Linked DNA regions of Mus musculus: region 2 is linked to region 1. Evidence: chromatin loops called from intact Hi-C (ENCODE). Cell type or tissue: heart. All regions are shown on one strand. Links, peaks and the distances in the headings refer to the core of each region. The heading gives the core; the rest is flanking DNA. Region 1 holds the start of Gm4035 (predicted gene 4035). Region 2 holds the start of Snrnp48 (small nuclear ribonucleoprotein 48 (U11/U12)).

Region 1 (2,910 bases), core at 87-2,586:
ACTTGATAACTCTAGGTTATCAAGGACACACCGAAAATACATATATTGACTGAATGTATCATGAACAACATAATCAAAGAGGCTTACGTTTTGACTTCATTTTGCTTTTCCAGGATGCACTCTGGCCAAGCACCCTACCACTGATCTGCATGGCCAGCCCAACCCAAATGCTTTGATGTGTAAATTCATGTTTTGAGAGTGGTAAGGATAAGCTTACCCTTTCGGAAAACACCCCTCCCCTTTCTGCTCCTTTTCTCTCTCTGACCCCTTTCTCCCTCTCTCCCCTCCCTCCCTCCTTCCCCCTCTCTCCACATGTTCCTGGCCAGCTGCTGCTTTCTTCTTCTTCTTCTTCTTCTTCTTCTTCTTCTTCTTCTTCTTCTTCTTCTTCTTCTTCTTCTTCTTCTTCTTCTTTTTCTTTTCTTCTTCTTTTCTTCTTTTTCTTTTCTTCTTCTTCTTTTTCTCTTCTTCTTCTTCTTCTTCTTCTTCTTCTTCTTCTTCTTCTTCTTCTTCTTCTTCTTCTTCTCCTCCTCCTCCTCCTCCTCCTCCTCCTCCCCTCCCCTCCCCCTCCTTGTCCTCCTCCCTCTTCTTCTCTTCTCTTCTCTCTGCCTCCTCTCTTTCTCTGCCTCTACTCCCTTCTCAATTCCCCTTCTCATGCCCCCAAATAAACTCTATTCTATACAAGAAAGAAAGAAAAAAGCCCACCCCACCCCACCCATACCAGCACAGGGCTAGGAGACTATCAAGCCACAGAGAGGGCTGGGTTTATTATGTTCCCAAGCTCTGGGAGCTTCATGGAGGAGTAGCTTAGGGAACGTTGGGTTTCTCCAGAGTTGACAGACAGTTAAGGGTAAGAGAAGCCCACTGTAGTTTTAGTCCTCGTGCTTATATTTATCATTCAAGGATAGATGAAAGATGCCAATAAATACTCTTATCTAAAAGATAGTTCTTGGCATTTCCCTTTCACGCTACTAAGAACTTGTAAAACAGAGCTGGGGAGAGGTAATCAGGCTTCCGTAATTTACCCACCAAGCCCATTGCCCAGTAGTTCTCCAGTTCTACCAGGAGATGGCAGTAGTAATCAACGACAAAATCTTGTTGCTCGGCCTCCGGCAGCTTCTCATTGTCCTGTGGACATTTCCTGCATCTAATCTGATGCTTATGAAAACTATTTCCTCCTTTCAAAAGCACAAGCCCAAACAGAAACTAACCTCACCCTACAGATAAAGGATGTTTGTGCCTTTCCAGTTGTCGAATCCTCCCAACTATGGCTTGACTGTCAAGTATTTTCCCAGCAGCTACACGTTCGGTCCAGGAAGCAAAGCAAAAGATGCCGAACTTCCTCTGAGGGGCAGCACCCATCCAGCCACTACTGCGATCCCAACTCCGAGAAGTGGAGCGCGTGGAAGGATGCTGCGTGAATGACCAATTCTTTTTGCTATGAGAACGACTTTCCCAACACCCGAGCAGCTCAATCCAGATATTTGTCCAGATGCAGCACCCAGCTGTCTTTGAGCACGCAAACACAGGTTTCATGGCGTCCTTCTTGAGAGATGGCATTAAAATGGCTATTGCTGACACGCTGCAGAACAGCGGTAGGGCAGCTCAGACAGGGAAGGTTTGGAGAAGCCACAATGAAGTGTCCAGACAGAATTAAAAGTTTAGCGTGAGGGTGGGGGAAATCACATAATCAAATTAAGAAGTGATAATGGGGGAGTGGAAGGCAAGAAAGTCTCTATCCTTGAGTCTCAGCACTAGGTCGTGCTTAGAGTCTCTGATAGTGTATATGAAGAACCCTGAGGAAAGTTTAGAACATACTCGGTCTCCTTTCTCACCTGCAGGCAGGAAGCAGCTGGACGACCAGGGCGACTTGGCTTTGGGATTTGGAAAAGCAACGAAAGCTCTGGAAACTCCATTTCCTCATTTCCCTGCATGTTAATTAGAGATGGCAGTCCCGAACTGGCAAACGGTCAGGAGGCAGAGCAAACTGGCCGCCCAACGATGTTCAAGCCAGATAGTTAGAAACATAGATGATTGGACTTTCAATTTTGAAAACCAGACTTACAGAAATATTTTCAATAATTATACAAAGAAGTCCTATATACCTTTTAGAGGTTCTCAGAACAGTAAGATGAAAGCAGGATGCAATAATCAAGATCAGAAAATAACATTTACATGGGACTAGTATTACCTAACTTTCAGACCTTATTTAAGTGTTACTTGGTGTCCTTTTCTGGCTCAGGATGAAACAATGAATCTGTTGTCTGTGTCTCTCAAGTTCTCTTAAACTTGAAAGTTGCTGGGTCCTTTTTTTTCCCTCGTGACCTTGACACTTCCCAAGAGTACTACCAATCTTTTGATGAACTATGTCTTGGTTTGGGTGTGCCTGAGGTTTTCTCTTGATTAAATTCAAGCCAAGCTGTTGTGGCAGGAGTCGGACAGGAATGAGGTTCCTGTACATCGTATTGGAAGGCTCTCGCTGCTGACTTAGCCATTACTAGTGATCATTTTGGCCTCTTGCTTAGGATGGAGGCCAGCAAGGTCCTCTGCCGTAGTGTTACAAACTGTGTAAGTGTCTTGATCCTTAGCGTACCTTTGCCCTCTAATTTTTGCATATTCATAATCTCTACCTAAAATAATTACTACCCTGGTATTTACCAAATGGCATTTTTATTGTTATTGCTACACAGATTTGTACTTGAAAAATACATTCTACTGATTCTGGGATGTGTTTTGTTTGTTTGTTGGGGAGTTATCTCACTGAAAATTGGTCCCCAGGCTTTGCAAGCAAGTGAGCTACCACCAAGCTACATTCCCTGACTTCCTGATTGCTTTATTAAATATGTGGAGAAATATTGTGCCTCCCAGAATGTTTAACCCATTTCCATTTTGTGTTTTTATTATTTTACATAA
Region 2 (2,910 bases), core at 177-2,676, 770 kb after region 1:
ATTATAAACAAAAATGTTTATATTTGGTTTTTATTGAATTGAGCTTATCTATATCAAATTCCCCTTTTAGAAAAATGACTGCATAGCTAACTGCTACTCTGGCAACAGGCATCCATGTGGTACACAGACATATATGCAAAATATCATAAAATGCACTTTTTACATGAAAAATATTCAAGACAGCATGTTACTACCTGAGAGTTACAGTATTCTATGTTGTTAACAGGATGCTTTACAAACTGTTAAACTGTCACTGAACTAACATTTAGTCTCAGTGAATACAGTGTGGCCAATGACCACCTAGTGATTTCGAATTCAGGACCACCACTCTCAGGAGGAGAAGCCAAATGTAACTCAGACAGGAATTTGGTCTCTTAGATACCCCAGCACAGTCTCTCTCTCTCTCTCTCTCTCTCACACACACACACACAACAGGGTTTCTCTGTATATCCCTGGCTGTCCTGGAACTCACTTTAGACCAGGCTGGCCTCGAACTCAGAAATCTGCCTCCCAAGTGTCTGCCTTCCAAGTGCTGGCCAAGAGCCTGGCTCTCTCTCTTCCTTCCTTCCTTTCTTTCAAAGATTTATTTATTTATTATATGTAAGTACACTGTAGCTGTCTTCAGACACACCAGAAGAGGGCATCAGATCTCATTACGGGTGGTTGTGAGCCACCATGTGGTTGCTGGGATTTGAACTTCGGACCTTCGGAAGAGCAGTCGGGTGCTCTTACCCACTGAGCCATCTCACCAGCCCTCTTCCTTTCTTTCTTAAAGATATATCTATCTATCTATTTATCTAATGTATAGGAGTACACTGTAGCTGTCTTCAGACACACCAGAAGAGGGTATCAGATCCCATTTTAGATGGTTGTGAGCCACCTTGTGGTTCCTGGGAACTGAACTCAGGACACCTCTGGAAGAGCAGTCAATGCTCTTAACCAGTCCTGTTCTAAATTAAGAAATAATAACCAATTATAGCCAATTGGTTAAAACATAATAAATTGCTTTAAAAAGAATTTGAAGAGCCGTTTCAGGAATTTTCTGTTTGATCATGCATTGTGATTATGTAGGAAAATGTTCTGAGGATGTGCATAATAGCATTTGGGATAAAGAATCTAGAAGTAATTGTAAGAGGGAAAACGCTAATGAGCTGGAGAAAGGCTACACTGACACTTTCTGTGTTGTTCTTTAAACTTTCCTGCCGATATAAATAATTTCTCCTAAAAACATCGAAGGAGCAGCGGAATGATGCTCAAAGCTGGGACGCAAGTTCTAACCTGCTACGCAAACTAAACCCAGAAGAGCGTGGAAACACCTTTCAAAACTACCGCTTCCGCCCTGCCCGTCGGCTCTTCCCGATAGGCTGGCGCCATCCCGGGGCCCCGCCCACGGCTCCCAGAAGCCCGTGCGCGCCCAGAAGCTCGTGCGCGCCCAGCAGTTCCGCCTCTTCCTGCCTGAGGTGAGCTGCCATCATGGAGACCGAACCTCCTCCTCTGGAAGAGCGGCGTCGGCTCCAGGAGGAGCTGAGCGAGTTTGTGGAGAGCTGCTGCCGGACGCTGGAGGAGGTGACGGCGTCCCTGGGATGGAGCCTGGATCAGCTGGACCCCGGGGACGAGGCGGAGGCCGAGGTGAGGGGCGAGGTTGCCCGGCCTTTCCCGGGCCGCTGACTTCTCGCCGTGGGAAAGGCGCCCGGGGAGCCCACTTCTCTCCATCCCGGTGCGATGCAGGGGAGGACAGGGCTCGTCCGGTGCATATCCCGGGGGCGCTGCTGCTGAGGTTGGCGATTTGCTTCGTCATGATATAAGGATTCTGCATTGCGTTAGATTCAGTGTTCACTTTTCTCTATCTTAAACCCGGACGCTTCCCACTCGGACAGGACCGATTGTGGGACGATTAAAGGGCGCCACCAAGGAATGGTAGCTAGTAGCGGACCCCTAAGGAGTGTATTAGAGTGAATTATCCTGACTTATTTAATAGGTGCAGGATAGAGGGAATTTGCGTTGCGCGGTGATTTCTTATACCCTCTTCATTTACTATGATGCAGTAACAAGGTTTAAGTCATATGTCGATGGAAATATTTAAGATATATGCAATTTACGTACAAGCTAATCACCATTGTCTTAAAATTGAAGTGGAAATTGGAAAGAAAAAAAACCCTTCATTGTACCTTTACAAGTATATTTGGAGTTGTGAATTAACCAATATAGTTCATGGCTTAAAGCCTAGTAACGATGCTGTAAAAATGGATTTGGGGGACAACTGAAAAAGTTTGAGGTATGAATTGATAATTTTATGAAATTTCCAGACCATTGAGAATGGAGGGCCCCACCACTCCTTCATTTATTATCGAGATATTAGACAACATCGTGATATTAACACTTAACACGTTCTAAATGGCACTGCGTTACTTCATTTAAAATTCGTATCCCAAGGAGGCTAGAATAATTGGCAGCATTTTACAAATGAAGAAACAAAAACATCCCAGTGGGATTGGCAACTGGGACTTGCAGGCCTTCTGATTTCTGAGGTGTATTTTGCTTAACCGCTATATGAAAGTCCATTGTAAAACTCCCAGATTATCCAGTAAACCGTGAAGTACATGATTATCTGATACTCACTGTTGTAACTGGCTTAAAAAATCTGGTAAATGACATTGATAGTTTTGAGACTAGTCCAGATAATTAATCAATTTCCATGTTTCATGTGCACTTGTAGAGTTTGTCATGGTAACAGTGGGGGGAGGGGTAAAGAAATGACAGCTGTTATTGTGTGGCAAAGTCTGTAATGGGGGGAGTTGAAATTTTTGTAGTACTGGTTATTATAGACTATGATGGGTCAGAAAAAGCATCTAGAAAAGTATATTCTTTAAAATCTGCGTGGGGCTAGGCTAGAGAGATGGCTCAGCGGTT

Evidence for each region. Peaks named below come from ENCODE experiments on the same cell type or tissue, not always from the same donor. Only the 100,000 strongest peaks of a DNase experiment are listed, where the experiment ranks them.
Region 2: it touches region 1 in a loop (6-fold over the local background); 2 of 42 quality-filtered maps call a loop at or near these places.

Annotation. Positions count from the first base shown.
Region 1 is chr13:37,433,164-37,436,073 of GRCm38, forward strand. It overlaps Gm4035 (predicted gene 4035), which reads right to left and starts at 1,958. Exons shown (of 2, transcript NR_167664.1): 1 at 1,833-1,958. In heart, for the core only: CTCF peaks have their summits at 1,058 (motif pointing right) and 1,282; DNase peaks (open chromatin) are centred at 1,198, 1,328 and 1,878; H3K4me3 peaks cover 1,272 bases; H3K27ac peaks cover 872 bases.
Region 2 is chr13:38,203,500-38,206,409 of GRCm38, forward strand. It overlaps Snrnp48 (small nuclear ribonucleoprotein 48 (U11/U12)), which reads left to right and starts at 1,440. Exons shown (of 9, transcript NM_026382.2): 1 at 1,440-1,629. The coding sequence starts at 1,474. In heart, for the core only: a CTCF peak has its summit at 1,300; a DNase peak (open chromatin) is centred at 1,422; H3K4me3 peaks cover 1,778 bases; H3K27ac peaks cover 722 bases.